2 separate regions of the Mus musculus genome follow, and region 2 is linked to region 1. The links are chromatin loops, found by intact Hi-C in ENCODE. Cell type or tissue: left cerebral cortex. All regions are shown on one strand.

The links. A loop is a pair of places that touch in the nucleus more often than their neighbours do. Peaks named below come from ENCODE experiments on the same cell type or tissue, not always from the same donor. Only the 100,000 strongest peaks of a DNase experiment are listed, where the experiment ranks them.
Region 2: a loop joins it to region 1, with 3 times the contacts of the local background. A loop is called at or near these places in 11 of 42 quality-filtered maps.

The regions. Positions count from the first base shown.
Region 1 is chr5:30,637,298-30,645,297 of GRCm38, reverse strand. No RefSeq gene overlaps it. Among named protein-coding and RNA genes, the nearest start is that of Mir5625, 6.6 kb to the left of the region's middle. In left cerebral cortex, a CTCF peak has its summit at 7,063 (motif pointing right); DNase peaks (open chromatin) are centred at 1,672, 4,084 and 7,060; H3K27ac peaks cover 1,933 bases.
Region 2 is chr5:30,210,417-30,218,416 of GRCm38, reverse strand. No RefSeq gene overlaps it. Among named protein-coding and RNA genes, the nearest start is that of Adgrf3, 8.7 kb to the right of the region's middle. In left cerebral cortex, CTCF peaks have their summits at 3,335 (motif pointing left) and 7,550 (motif pointing right); DNase peaks (open chromatin) are centred at 2,362 and 3,310.

The DNA of each region.
Region 1 (8,000 bases):
TTCAAGCCTGTGTCCAGAGCTTGACCTCTGCCTCAGTTGTCATAGCAGCCTGTAAGTGAACTAGCCCATTTCACCAAAAATACCAAACACTAAACACAATGAGTTTTGTAATAGAGAAAGTTTATTGGCAAAGAAGCTAAATGTAGAAGTGGGAAATTACTTTCTCCTCTTCCTCTGCATTCCCTTCCTCTACCTCTCCTCCCTTCTCCTCCTCCTTCCTTAAGATAGGATCTCTTGTAGCCCCAGGCTGGCTTTCCTACACACTCCTGATCCTTCTGTAACCCCAAGTGCTGGGATTGTAAGTGTGTACCACTGTGAATGGGTGTTTGATCTTCTTCTGATGGTTCTTGGGAAAGGCTTCTAAACTCCTAGGTATACATACTGACATTTGTCAACTCTTTTATTAGTAATGTTTAACAGATGAGTGTGGCCCATTGAGCAAAGGCTTTATTTAGTCTTGTGAAACTGGGATTCAGGAAAGTTTTAAGCAGGGACTTGAAGGGAGAAAAGGATAGCTCCAGGAAGAGAGGAGGTGCCACTTTCTGCAGCAAGACCATGTGGATGTCCTGGAGTGGTTAGACAGTGCTCATTCCAGGGAGTGACTTACCGAGAGTTTCCAGGTCTTGTCCACCAGCTGGAATTGACCTTGGAGATGAAAACTGGAATTAGCATGCCTGCCTACCCTAGGCAGGACGATGGGTAGATCCTCAGGGCCTCAGGAAGCAAATTGCAAGTGGGTCGGGATGCTTCCCCAGAAGCTGCACAAAAGCCACACTGCTTTTCCTTTCTGCAAAGGGAAACAGACAGAAGTGGGCACAAAGCAACCAGAGAGGATTAGTTTGTAAAATCCATCTAGAAGATGCACTAAACCTCAAGCTGGGCCATCAAGAGAGTACATCACACGCCACATAAACTTAAGTCACTTTTCAGTAGACCAGGAGCATTTTCAACAAATGTGCATGTTACCTTCAAAGGGCCTCTAACTTCCAGTTCCAAATAAATGCTTATCTCAGACCCTGCTTTTGTATTCAACCAATTGCCAGTCTGCCTGTGGCTTGTCTGAGAGCCTAAACATTTCCCCCTGACCAACTTAATCACATTCTGGATTAGAAAAGAATTATCTTATCTTGGGAAGGGCATAGATAGGTGTACAGATGGGTAAAGTCAAACTCGATTTTAAAAACATTTTTTGCTGCATATCCGGGGGTCATTTCCCCTCCCTACATCCGGTTCCCTGGCTGGACTGTGACCTCCCTTCTGGACAGGCTGTGTGTGTTGCTGGTCCCTCCCTTTAAGGTGGTATTGAGAGGCAGTCATTTGGGGTTGTGCTTAGAAAAGCAAGACACATGAGAGAAAGAAGGTGGGTTATACCTTTGGGGAGAATTTGAGGCAATGGAGCCAGGCCAGATCTGGCAAGGATAGTGTGTGACTTGTTTACTCCATGAGGGAGATGAGTGGACTGTCCACACTCGCAGACAGGTGTGGACACTGGTTCATAGCTCCTTTTGGCTGACTTTACAGCTGGTTTCCATGGTGACCAGAGATAATTGGAAAAAAAGTCACTTGCTCCTTCCAGCTTCAGGCCCACACATGGCCACGCACAAGCATCTTTTTCTTTCTTATCTCTGTTCCTCTACCACCCCCTCTCTTTCTAGCCAATGCTGATCACTTGTTTTGGGGTGAATCATTTTACTTGTTTTGGGGTGAATCACTGGATCCCAGAAGCTAGTGTTTGATTCTTTTCTTGGAGCAGAATCCAGGCAGATTCAGCTGGAGTGCAGTCTCTGTTAAATTTGATTTCAGAGGAGTGACTCATATATCTCAGTCCTTGTCACTTGCAGACAGGGACACATTCTGAGATATGTGTCACACATTCTAAGATATGTGTCATTAGGTGTGAATGAGTGAACACCACAGGCTGTTATCAAATACTAACCCGGTCACAATATCACTAGGTAATATGACCTGGAGTTCATTGTTGACCTGATACTGCATGGAACAATACTAAACTGGATTAATTATGATTGTGTGTGTGTGTGTGTGTGTGTGTGTGTGTGTGCATGTGTGTGTGTGCATATGCAGAGGCTAGGGGACAATTTCAGGACAAATTCAGGCTCTTTTTATTTTATTTTTTATTTTTTGGTCTCTCTCTCTCTCTCTCTCTCTCTCTCTCTCCCTGCCCCTCCACCTTCTCTCTTTTGACAGAGTATGCCCTGGAAATTGAAATGTAGAACAGACTGGCCTTGAACTCCCAGAGACCCACCTGCCTCTGTCCCGTGACTACTGGGACTAGAGTGCACGACCATACCAAGCTTCAGTTTTCTTTTTATGTTTCTCTTTTCTTCCTTTTTCTTTTCTGATACTAGGAATAGAACCAGGGTCCTCTGCATGCTAAGTACATACTTTGACGGCCCTCCTCCTTCCTCTTTAAAAGAAAAAAAATCACTAACATCTATTTTCCCCTAACATCTCTTCTGCTCCACGTGGATAAAACTTGTTGGGCTCTCCTGAGGCTTTATAGCTCTCAGAGATGTGGTTGTGGACAGGAAAGGAGAGTCTTCAAGTTTTGCCTGGAAGACAGAGCTATGGCTGAGTCAAGTGCCCATTTCTTGCCTCCAATAGGGACAAGGGTCATTGTAGGCAATGAAAGGCCCCCAAACTAAAGCCACGGATGTTACTCTAACATGAGTGGGTCTCTACTCCACTCTAGTTTGTCAGGAGCACCGCCAGGTACCTAAGTTGTGACTCAGTTTCCCTTGTCCATAGAGTTCACATCTTAACTCTCACTTTGTTTCATCTTTCTCCTACTGGCCTGGAAATTACCAAGTAGCCAACCTGGCTGGTCACACTGGTTTGGAAATTAGCAAATAAGCCAGCCTGATTGGTCAGAGAGATACAGGATCTTCGTCTCTACCTCCCCAGTGCTGGGATTGCTAGTTTCTTCCTTTCTTGCTAATTGACACCAGCAGGGTTGGATGTCAGCCTCATCCTGGGAGCCTCAGACTTCAGCCTTAAACACTTCTCTGATTGGGATGAAGAGGAGAACCCACTCTATTAGTCTGGGACAAAGGCACAGGTAGAGAGCCTTCCCCACTTTTTTATACAGAGTGTTCCCCTAGACAAGAAGTACAGGTGTGAGTCTCTGGGAAAACCTCTCATCTGGTTCAACCCCCTCACATACCAGAGTAAACTGAGGTCACACCAAGGAAACCCAAACTCATCATGCCAAGGAACAAAGCCACCATCTTCCCTAGCCATAGAAAGGGGGAAATATCTAATGTGGCACTGTAGAGGCATCCACCAGCCCATCACCAAACCACCCAGTGTACCCACCAGCCTGTCACCAAACCACCCAGTATACCCACCAGCCCATCATCAAACCACCCAGTATACCCACCAGCCTGTCACCAAACCACCCAGTGTACCCACCAGCCTGTCACCAAACCACCCAGTGTACCCACCAGCCTGTCACCAAACCACCCAGTGTACCCACCAGCCTGTCACCAAACCAGCCAACACACCTATCAACTCATCACCAATGTGGTAACCCAACGCTCTGTCCTGGGACTTCTGCTCAGCCCGTTTGAAACACAATTCCTCCACACGAGCTCTGCCTCTCAAGCTAGCCCTATACTTAGAACCAGCTCTGTACCTGGTCTGTGGCATCTTATCTAGCCACCTGAGTGGTTCTAGGTGCACTGTGTTGGCTCTATGTTATCAGAATCCTGGGCGAGTTAATTAGTTAATCTTGAGACATGGTCTTTCTACACAGCCTTGGCTCTCCTGGAACTTACCAAGCAGATTGGGCTAGCCTTGAACTCACAGAGATCTGCCTGCCTCTGCCTACAAAGTGCTGGGATTAAAGGCTTGTGCCACCACACTTGGGCATCTGGATTGATTGGATAATGATAAATGAACACGCTATGCCAATTTTGGTTGACTTTATTTTTTTTAAGATTTGTTTCATTTTTAATTGTGTGTATATATGTATCTCTGTGTGGGCCTATGCTCATGAGTACAGTCCCCACAGAGTCCAGAAGAGGGTACTGAATTCTCGAGAGCTGGAGTTCCAGGCAGCGGTGAGTCACCCAGTGTGGGTGCTGGAACCCAAACTTGGGTTCTCTAACAGAACAGTATGAGCCCCAGTTTCATAGATTTTAGTACCCAAGGGCTACCTATTTCACTTAACAGCCATGGCATTGGCAGTCATAGGCTGTTTTTAATTTTTTTTTAATTCCAATCTTAATTACTAACTTTTTGATCAATCATACTTTAAATCTCATACACATGTGTCACATAATGCATGTGACTATATAGTCATACTCTATATATGACAGAATAGTTATGAAAGTGTTAAGAGGGCAGAGGGCTCAAAGAGTACTCCTTGAAGGTGTAGTGTAGGTGTGGCTGACACTCGTGGAGAATCACCTCCAGTGGCTAGATACACTGCTGGTGCCACAGCCCAGTTACAGAGCCGGTTCTAGCTGGCTTGAGATGTAGAGCTGGTGTGGAGGAACTGTGATTCAAACGGGCTGAGCAGAAGTCCTAAGGCAGAGCTGGAGCCTGTGGGATGCATTGGATGGTTGGCCGGCTGGCGGGCGCCCATACAGTCAGGAAAGAGGGTTGCTTTCCCCACTTGGTTTGGCAAGTTTGAGGAGTTCACTAGCCTGTTTTTTATATATTGTTTTGTATTTTATTTGTATAAGCAAGTCACTTCTTAGACTGCGTCTTACGGCCTCTGCTGGCTGGACTCTGGTTCTTCATTTACATAAACAAGATGCTGGGCCATGCTGCTTTAGCATTCAGCATTCAAGACAGAGCAAACTGGTGCTCTGTGAGACAGATAACTCAAGGCAAGGCATAGCCAGAAAGACACTGTGCTGGACAATATTTAGTGACTTATAGCAGCTGCAGCCTGATCTCCACAGAAGTGAACAGGAAGGAACATTAATCAACACAGCTGTATCAGGAAGACAAGGCAACCAGTGTCTTTAGCCCTGACATGTTTGGAAGTCACTATCCCACTTTTGAATAATTGACAGGAACCCCTAGATGGACCAGAGCAGGGAGGCAAAGAGCACAGCCTCTTGATCGGTCTTGGTTAAAGTGTGATCAGGCTGATCACTGTATTGGGAATAGTCAGGTAGCGCCTTGACCTCTGTAGAAAAGTTGCTGCAGCCAGGGTGGGGTGATTCTTGTCACAAGATGTTTACCTAGCAAACCTGCTGTTTCTGGAACCCAAGAGGATTGCTGGAGCAAGAGGCAGGTGTAAAATGGAGGCAGAAACATCAAGTTTTCATCTTTTGTGTTTATCTTTATTATTGTTTGTAAATAAGGGTTTTATTATGACCCTCTCATAGTGCTTGTTTTCCCTCCCATCCCCACTGCTTTTCTTTCTCATGTCCGTTTTCTTCTTTCACTCCTCTCTGTGTGTGACACAGTGAGTTTAATCAGGGTTGTTCACAGGCACACAAGCACCTACACTCCTGAAGAAAATGCCTTTGCTTCCACCAGACTCTGCCAGCTGTGGATAAACTATCAGATGGGGTGTAGCCTCTCGAGCCCCTCCCTGCTCCATGACAGGATGCTAGCAGGTCCAACCACAACAGCTGCTGAGTTCATGCTACACCGTGTTTGGACATCAGTATCCCGCACACGACTCTCTCCTCTCTCTCTCTCTCTCTCTCTCCCTCTAAAACATTTTACCTATTGTATGTGTGTGAGCATGGGCCACAGTGCATGTGTGGAGGTCAGAGGACAATTGGTGTTTTAGTGATGTGAACAAAAATCCAATACAAACAAGATAAAATATAAAAGGAAAACAGCCTGTGAGTGCAATCCTACGATCAGGACAAGAGGAAGTTTCTCTCGGGACCATGAGCAACTGCTTCTCATCCATCACCTACCCTAAAGAAGTGCTAAATCACAGAGAACACCCTTTTCACCTGTCTAACAGCAATTTCATTGATTTTTAAAGAAGATCTCCTTTTTGTATTTATTTATTGTGTATGTGCAAATGAGTGTGCAGTCACTTGTGTGGGTCAGAGGACAACTTGCAGGAGTTGGTTCTCCCCCTCCACCATTAGGCCCTGGGGACTGAACTCAGGTCACCAGGCTGGGCTGCTAGTGCCTTAACTACTGAGCTAGTTCATGGGCCTGAGTGGACAAGATGATAGTTAAGATGTTGGAAGCTGATACACTGGTGTCAAGACAGTGTGTGACCTCGGGAGAGGACAATTTGACTATGTCTACAAAAGTCACAAGTGTACACCCCATGTCCTAGCATGGGGCTGCCATGTGTCCCTGGGCACTGATAGACATTTTGTTTTTTGGGTTAAGAGCTAAAATGGATCCTAATGGGAAACTGCAGCAGACCCATGTCTGTTGTATTCTAACTCGTTTCCCCACCCCACAAATGTTCATTATTGGGGTGAATATTGGGAGATCCTTGATGTCCTCCAGAGCATCAGCAATCACCTAATGTCTATTAGGAAAGGATTAACTAAGTGGTGTCAACCCCATGCACTGCACAGTGTCACTTTATAAAAATCAAGATGTTCCCTGTGTGCACAGCAGTGTTGAGAGCACTATGTATGTTTGGTGTTGCATGGAGAGATGCAAGGATCTACAGGTATTTGAAAGTATATGGAAAGTCTGGCTGGACATGTGGAAACTGGTAATTGAGTGATGGTGTCCTGGGGTGAGAGACTCCTTCTTCATAGCATGCATTTTTGTGCCTCTTGCATTTACACCACGTGTAAACTTACCTATTCATAAAGGTAACAGAATAAAAAGTTTACAGGAACAGATAGTGAGAGCGTCCTGCACCTCCTTTAACTCACGTCTATCAGAACTGAAGGCTGCACCCTGCTCCTAGACACTCAGCTTGCAGCAAATTAGGAAAGCATGGCTTGTTGCCTAAGAGTTGCGTCTGGATTCTGTTTTGCTGTGTAACATAAAGCTGGTCACTTCCTCTCTCTGAGCCCTTCGGCTGGGCCACCAGATGTGGACAGGCTTCTCCCACATCACAGGCTGTTCAAGGTCTACTAGGAGCCACCAGATGGCGTGCTGACCCTGCCACTGGAGGATAGACGTTGCTGTGCCAGCCAGCCTTTAAAGCCGGTTGTGGGTCACCTGAGGCAATTTTGGTACTGAAGGCAAACCCCCAGCAGAGACATTACCTTGGACATTAGGGGGCGATTTGCTAGGTCTGAGAGGTTCAGAAAAACAAGAAAGAGTACCAAGGTTTCAGTTTCCTCAAGGGTCAGAGGGGAGACAACACAGCCAAGCCTCCGTAACCAGAATGGCAGGTGGCACAGCCAAAAGGTTGAGAGAGCCGGGGTTTGAAGGAGGCTTCTGTCTATGCCTTTCACGGTGGAGTCAGAATCCCGGAGAGCCTCATATATGTAATCAGGACTGAGACAGACTGTCGGCTTCTCTGAGACTTAGATTCCTATCTGTAAAATGGGTATAATATCGTAGCTCCCATATGGGGTTACTGTCAAAAACGTGTATGCAGTTCTGCAGGTAGCTTGTGCCCTGGACACATTAAAGAATTAGTATATGTAGTGATCACCCTTATAACTCACAGGATGGACCCTCTTCAGAGGGGTTGATGTCCATAGACCTCTGGGAGGCAGAGGGGCTTCTGGGTGGAAGAAGCATAGCCAGGGTTGTCTTCCCGTACCGCACTCGGGTCACTGGATTCTCAAGCAAGTTCCTGGCTGGCAGATACAGACGTTCTTCAGATTTTTCTTTTTATGGGGACATGTGAGGAAAGTAGTGAATGTCTTTGCTTAAAAGCAGCTCTGTTTAAGGGCCATCAAGTGTAAACACCGTGGTCTAAAGAAAAAGGATGGCCTTTTAAAGGAGTCTTTGGTCAAAGCTTCATTTAAAAAATGGCTGGAAACCACTAGGACTGCTAACATTTGATGTTTAGTGACTCAGAGCCAAATGACCTCTTCCCCACAGCAGAGGAAAGATGACAAGTGGGCAAGATG
Region 2 (8,000 bases), 430 kb after region 1:
ATGGTGGGAAGGATGGCAGCATCTAGGCAGACATGGTGCTGAAGAGCTGAGAGTTCTACATCTTCATCCAAAGGAAGCCAGGAGCACAGTGGCAGTCTCCCAGGCAGCTAGGAGGAGGGTCTCAAAGCCCACCTCCACAGTGACACACTGCCTCCAAAGAGGCCACACCTCCTAAGAGTGCCACTCCCTAAGCCAAGCATATTCAGACCACCACGGCTGGCTTTATACTTAGGAAATAAGATTTAGGAATATGAAACAATGTGTAAAGGTAAAGGCTTCATGATTCCTTCATGCATCTTCCTTGAATAGTAAGCACTTACTAGCTACAAATAGCCCAGTGACTGTGAAGAGATAGAAACTAAAGTGATACATGGTTCGGGCAATGAGTTACTACTGTTGTTTCCTGTGAAGAGCCAGAACCGTCCTGCATGACAGATTCTTTGCTCCAGCCTTCTGCTCTCCTCCCCTCCTGAGAAAGTGTGAGATACACTTTCTTGGACAGAGACTTAACCTTAAAGGTAGGAATCAGGAACATAATTTGAAAAGATTTTGAATCAATAACTGAGATCCTCCAGGTGTTAACATTAATATTTTGTTGAATAATCTAGAATATGGGATACAGAGATAACTTTATAAATGAGAACTGGAGAGATGGCTCAGTGGTCAAGAGCATATACTGCTCTTGCAGAGAGCCTAAGTTCAGTTATCAGAATCTACTTCAGATAGCTCACAACCTCTGGTAACCAGTGCCAGGGGATCTGATACTTTTAGCCCATGTGGGGTACCCACCCGCACACACACATATTCAATTAAAAATCTTGACATTCTTAGCAGGGCGTGGTGGCGCACGCCTTTAATCCTAGCACTTGGGAGGCAGAGGCAGGCGGATTTCTGAGATTGAGGCCAGCTTGGTCTAAGTGAGTTCCAGGACAGCCAGGGCTATACAGAGAAACCCTGTCTCAAACAAACAAACAAAAAATCTTGACATTCTTATAAATTTATTAATGATCCTTAGCCCTTCATATTGCCATATCAATAAATACAAACTGCAAGAAAATACAGTATAAGCCTGGTGCAGTAGTACATAACTAATTCCAACAGTCAGTGAGCTAAGGCAGAAGTCTTACAAGTTCAGGGTCAGCCAGGGCTTCATAGAGTGACCCTGTCTCAAAAACACAAAAAACAACAAACCCCTTACTTTAAAAGATAAGCAAATAACAGCTGAGCATAGTGGCTCATCCCTGTGCTGAGAAGGCTAAGGCAGGAGGATCTCCCTAAGTTAAAGACCAAGGCTACAGTGTAATAATACTCAAAAACAAACAAATTACTGAAAACTTAATAACCTAACATAAGACCATGGATCAGCCATTTGAGATGGACTTAGTGGAGCAGTTCTGGTAACTTCGGGTATGGTTTGATAAAGCAGTCACTACACAAGGATGCATCATGTTATACATCTCAAACATACACATTTTTATCAGTCAGTCATACCCCTTGTTCTTAAGAGCCTTTCCTTCCAACACACACACACACACACACACACACACACACACCACATACTGAACATACACATACAGGCACACAGTGCACACTCACACTGCACACACACACAACATATGAACACACAATGCGTGTGCTCCTAGCCTCCCTGGAATCTGGGTTATTCACTAGTCCCCAGATAACTCAGATTCTGTGTATAACGGATTCGTTCATATATAGCTGATTAGCTCTGTCTGAGCCTTCAGGTTTCATCTTGTCCATTTTCTTCCACAAAACTTTTGGTGCTGTTTTTCAAGACAGGGTTTCCTGTGTAGCTCTGTTCTGGAACTTTTTACTCTCTCTGTAGATCAAGTTGCCCTCAAACTCGGAGCAGCACCCGCCTCTGCCAACTGATTGCTGGGATTAAAGGTGTGCTCTACCACACTAGGCTCAAACTTAACCAAACAGGCATGGTTTCCCTGCATAGCCCTGGCTAAGCTCAAACTCACAACCATTCTACCTCTGCTTCTCAAGAACTCCAAGGAAACTGGGTGTCTCATTTCTCACCCCACACCACCTAGACTTGTCCATCTGTCCTCCATGGTGTCTCATGCATGCCCATTTCACCCTTCTTATCTGTGGGGAAAAGCCGCATCAAATGTACCTGTACCCTGCACCGTGTCTAACAGTCAAGAGGCCCTCAGTAAGCTTTCACTGAGGAAAGATGAATCACAAGGGAATAAAGAAATGCATGTTGCTGACGTCAGCAAGTGCTAATGGCTTCATACTCATTCACAGCCACTTTGGAGTGATATAACATTGTGAAATAACCCAAGCTGGGGGCAGGGCTGTTATTACAGAAATGAACAGGAACCTGTGACCGTGGAAAATGTCTGCCTGATGCACTGATGGGAAGGCGAGTAGCTGAAGAACCCCAGGTAGGATCAGGAAGTGGGCTGGTCACCTGAAGGATGAAGACATGGTAGAGAAGTGGGGCTTTCAGCTTCAGTCCTCAACCTCCGTGGAAGGGAGGAAGTACAGGCTCACCCCTGACGGCTAGCGTCTCAGTCAGGCATATCAACATAATGAAACAGCCAAAGGGGCTGGGTTTGGGAAGCTCCCAAAGGCTACACGTGGAGGTTCCTGAAGTTGGTGTACCCAAAGAGACGAGAGGAGCACCTACATCTTCCCACATTGCTTGCCTCCTGTGTCTCTTCATGACACAAACTGCTAATAAATGGATAAAAGGAGTGCGAGTGATTCTGAGTTGTAGAATATCTCTAGCAAGTTAATTGAGTCCAAGGAAGATGAGGTGGGAATCTTGGATAGCCAGTTGGTCAAAAGCACAAGCAAACAACCTGGGCCCTGAGATTGGCATCAGGGGTGGGCATCTGCCCATCTGATGTCAGCAGTGTGGATTGTTGAGAGGGTAGGAAAAATGATTCTGTTTTTTCCATAGAATGACAGAGAGCCATTTTTTTTTTACAACTGCAGAAGACAGAAGCAATCAAATGCCCAGTTAAATGAAAACCTAAACTATAGTGAACTAATATAATAAAGTACACTGTACCCTTAAAAAGGTAAATAAATTAGGGGCAGGGACAGGTAATAAACAGTTCTGTATCTTTCCTAGGGAAATGTCTGCCTCCAAATTGGGGTGATGCCTGCAACCCAAAGAATCCATATATGCAAGTCCAGTGTGACGAGAAGAATGAGTTTATTAAAGGTTGCCCACGGAGTGGAAGACAGCTGCCTGTTTACTGGGATTCCACACTTCCCACCCATCAAACTTCTATTTTTTGAGGTTCTAAAACGGAGAGCAAAATTTGTACAAACCTGGGCTTTGAGTGCCACCTAGCGTTAGAACAGCCAGTGTCACTACAAACATATTAGACCTAGAGCTAGGAAATGTTTGTTTATGTCCACTCTGCTCTTGTCCCTTTGTTATTATTGTTATCACATTTATTTAATGTATGTGTGTTTGTGTGTGTGTGTCTCTCTGTGTGGGTGTGGGTGTTCACATGCCTGGAACAACATACACATATGCATGTTAGAGAGCAACTTGTGAGACTTCCTTTCTTCCAGCATGAGGGCCAAGGGATTGAATTTGGATCATCAGGCGTGGTATACGAGCACCTTTTCTTGCTGAGCCATTTTGCTGGCCAAACCTTTCTTACTAAGTTTTCTACTGGTCTCAACAGATTGGATTCAGGTTCCGGAGTCTACACAAGTGTGGGTAAGAATGGAGAAAAAGTAGAATCCATGCACTTTGAGTAAGAAATGTAAAATGGTTCAGGGTCTGTGGGAAAATGTTTCCTAATTCCTCAAAACTGTAGGTTTTCCATATGATCCCTCAGTCCCGCTCCTCACTCCAGAACATGTCACAACTACCCAGAGCCTGGTGCCTTGACATCTGAAGCTCCATGAGACATCCCTCAGAACAGATCCCTCCGTGTATCTCCCATCCCAGTGCTGACAAGGGCCATCTACAAAGCCTGTCTGAGTCCACTCCCACCCACAAAGAAGCAGTCACCGCCATTCCTTCTCAGACCTTATATTAATTAAACTCAAATCAAAAGAAGGACTCAGGTTGGTCAGCACACTGGAGAACCTTAGGTCCAGCATTGTCCTCAATTTTGGTCTCAGAATCATTAACAAATCATTGTCCGTTCTAAAGAACAGATTTGTCTTAGGCCTGGAATCATGTACTATTCTCCTGATGTCCTCTACCCCTTTCTCCCCTGTAAAAAGACAAGTGTGTAAATGTGTGAGCACTTTGACCCAGGAGATTGTGGTGCTTTATATATGCTTGGACCAGGAAGTGGCACTATTAGGAGGTGTGGCCTTCTTGGAATAGGTGTGTCATGTGGGTATGGGCTTAAAGACCTTCATCCTAGCTGCCTAGTCTTCCACTAGCAGCTTTCAGATGAAGATGTAGAACTCTCAGCTCTGCCTGCGCCATGCCTACCTAGATGCTGCCATGCTCCCACCTTGATGATGATGAACTGAACCTCTGAACCTGTAAGCCAACCCCAATTAAATGTTGTCCTTTATAAGACTTGTCTTGGGGGCTGGTGAGATGGCTCAGTGGGTAAGAGCACCCGACTGCTCTTCCAAAGGTCCGAAGTTCAAATCCCAGCAACCACATGGTGGCTCACAACCACCCGTAATGAGATCTGATGCCCTCTTCTGGAGTGTCTGAAGACAGCTACAGTGTACTTACATATAATAAATAAATAAATCTTAAAAAAAAAAAAAAAAAAGACTTGTCTTGGTCATGGTGTCTGCTCACAGCAGTAAAACCCTAACTAAGACAGAGATAAAGGACACACTTGGAGTTTTTCTCACTTAGTAAATTTTGCAGCTTATAAATATGCTTGTTTATTTGCTTGGTTTTGATATAGGATCTTTCTACATAGCTCTGGCTGCCCTGAAACTTATCATGTAGACCATGATAGGCCTGTAATTCACAGAGATCCACCTGTCTTTGCTTTCCTCCTGAGTGCTTGGATGAATGGTGTGTGCCACCATGCCCCAGATAAAATATAAATCTTAATACCTTGTCTCCTGTATAGTCTTAGTCAGCTTATCCTGGGGAACCCTCAAAAGTTAGAGGGAAGGCAGACATGGCGGTGCATTTCCGTAATCTCAGCTGAAACAGGAGGGTTGATCACAGAATAACAAAACAGAAAGCAAGCAAAGGAATAAACAAAAAGCCACAGGAAAACTCAAGTCCAAACAAGCACCAAGTCTTGAAGTTGATCTCTATACTGTCCTCTCTATACAGGCAATGCTCTTCCAAATTTGTGGCCTGGCAGTAAAGCCTTTTCCTTTAGAAAGTCAAGCCTGGGAATGTTAGGAATAATATTCAGGTTTGGCAGGGGAGTGGGACATGGGACATTTGAATCAAGGCCTCCTATAGTGAATGAATCGCAGTGACACAATACACACCGTGGGCATGCATGCATGCATGCATGCGTGTGACACACACACACACACACACACTTTGTTTCATAGGTATCTACCTAGCTTCGTGGCACATAGCTTGTAAAACCCTAGGAATCCCCATAGTGGTGCGTGTCCTTTTATATGCTATTGAGAGGACAGGTAGAGCTCCTGGGTAGCCTCAGTGTGACCATCTGGTTACCAGGGGAAACAGCTCTCCAATTAAAAGCTTAGAAGTGTCAACTCTGCCCAACCAGGAGAACAGAGATGAGCTGGGGATTTGGTGAATAAGTCACTCATGCAGATGTGATGAAGTCTCCATACACATCCCAAAGCTGAGAAACCCAGTGCTTCTGGGTTGGAGTGCATGCCCAGAGAAGACATTAAACACGCCCATTTCACAGGCCTTGTGCTGTGCCTGACTTCTACCTGACTGTGGCGCTTCTCAAGGATGCTCCCAGGGAGGGTGTTGCCCATGAAAAAAAACAATTTTTGTAGTTTGTCTTGAGATGCAATCTTGCTTTATATAGCCCAGGCTGGTCTCAAACTTGGGATTCTCCTGCCTCAGACTTTTCAAGTGACTGACTTTGTAGGTGTATGCTGCTGCACCTGTCAAGAGCCACTTTTGAGCCTTCCTCCTGTGGCTCAGGCTGGATGGATAACTAACTGGTGGTAGAGGGTTAGAAAAGGCAGCCTTAGAGACAACTACTTTTATGGACCCTGTTTTGAGACTGAAACGCCTCTAGGACGTAACAGGGCTCTTGGAAATGATAGAAAAAAGTAAAAATTATTAAGGAATCATGCTATGCACGAGATGTCTTGTTGGAGAGAGTCTGAAGTTCTAGATTGTTTGAGCTGCTGATTGTGTGGACTATGGGGGTGTCTTAGGGTTTTACTGCTGTGAACAGACACCATGACCAAGGCAACTCTTATAAGGATAACATTTAATTGGAGTGGCTTAGAGGTTCAGAAGTTCAGTCCATTATCATCAAGGCGGGAGCATGACACATCCAGGCAGGCATGGTGCAGGAGGAGCTGACAGTTCAACATCTTGTTCCGAAGGCTAACAGAAGAAGGCTAGCTTCCAGGCAGCTAAGAAAAGGATCTTAAAGCCCATGCCCACAGTGAAATGCTTCCTCCAACAAGACCACTATTTGGAGAAATAGTGCCACTCCCTGGGCCAATCATATTCAAACCATCACAGGGAGTTTTGCTTGTTTTACTTTGATTTAGCAAAACTCTATGAGGAAAATTCTTCCTTTTTTGTCTCTCTGGCTGTCTTAAGTCTTCTACCTTCCATCCTTCTGATTTCTTGCTCTGTGATTTTCTGTTGTGTCTGGGCCTCACAGTCAAGGCTGGACTCGAACTTCTGATCCCTCTGCCATTCCCAGTCCTCTGGGATGGCAGATGTGCTCCACCAGGCCCGGCTTTCCACCTCATTTTCATGCCAGGGTGAACAATATGAAGGGCTGCTCCAGCGCTGGCCACTCTGCCCACTTCCCTAAATGTCCCTCTCCCAACATCTCCATTGCGATCCCACTGAAGGGCAGGCACTGATGCTCTGTGAGGGACTCTTCTCCAACCAGTGGAAACTAGCGGAAACTCCAAACCAGTGGTCTCCTAGGATCCGATACATGGGAACGGCATGCACACGTTAGCAGCCGCTTTGGTGTTTTGGTGAGGGGAGGGGATCCTCAGCTCCTTTTAGCACAGCTGGACACAGTACCATCCAGAGCAGGGAGCATTTCCTCTCTGCATTTTAACTGATGGGGATTAAAATCAGAGTGGTGTGTGTATGTATGTGGTGTATGCATTTGTGTGTGCCAATGCACACGCCTGTACAAGCACTTGTAGAGGCCAGAAGTTGACACAGGGGCGTCTTCCGCTGTTCTCATTTGTGAGACAATATCTGTATGGTTTTGGTCATCGAAGCTGCTTGGGTTTTTGTCTACTTGACATAAGCTACATCATCTGGAAAAGAAAACCTCAGTTGGGAAAACGCCCTTATCACACTATTCGCTAGGCAAGTTTGGGGGGCCTTTTTTTTTTTTTTAAGATTGATTGATTGAATATGTATATAGCATTCTGCCTGCATGTATGCCTGCAGGCCAGAAGAGGGCATCAGATCCCATTACAGATGGTTATGAGCCACCATGTGGTTGTTGGGAATTGAACTCAGGACCTCTGGAAGAACAGCAATCACTCTTTACCTCTGACTCATCTCTCCAGCCTGGAACTTTAAAACAAACAAACAAACAAACAAACAAACAAACAAAAAACCAACTAGCATGGGAGGGCCTAGCTAGTGCAGGAGGTGCCACCCCTAGGCAGGTTGTATTAAAAAAGAAGCTAGACAAGCCACAAGGGACAGGATGGTAAGCAGCACTCCTCCATGGCCTCTGCCTCAGTTTCTGCCTCCAGCTTCCTGTCCTTGGCTTCCCTCAATGATGGACTGTGATTGGGCGTGTAAGCTGAATCAACCCTTTCCTCCTCAGTTTGTTTCTGGTCATGATGTTTATCACAGCAGTCACACTCATACATAAGCCCCCTCCCCTGACTGGCCGATGAGCCCTGGG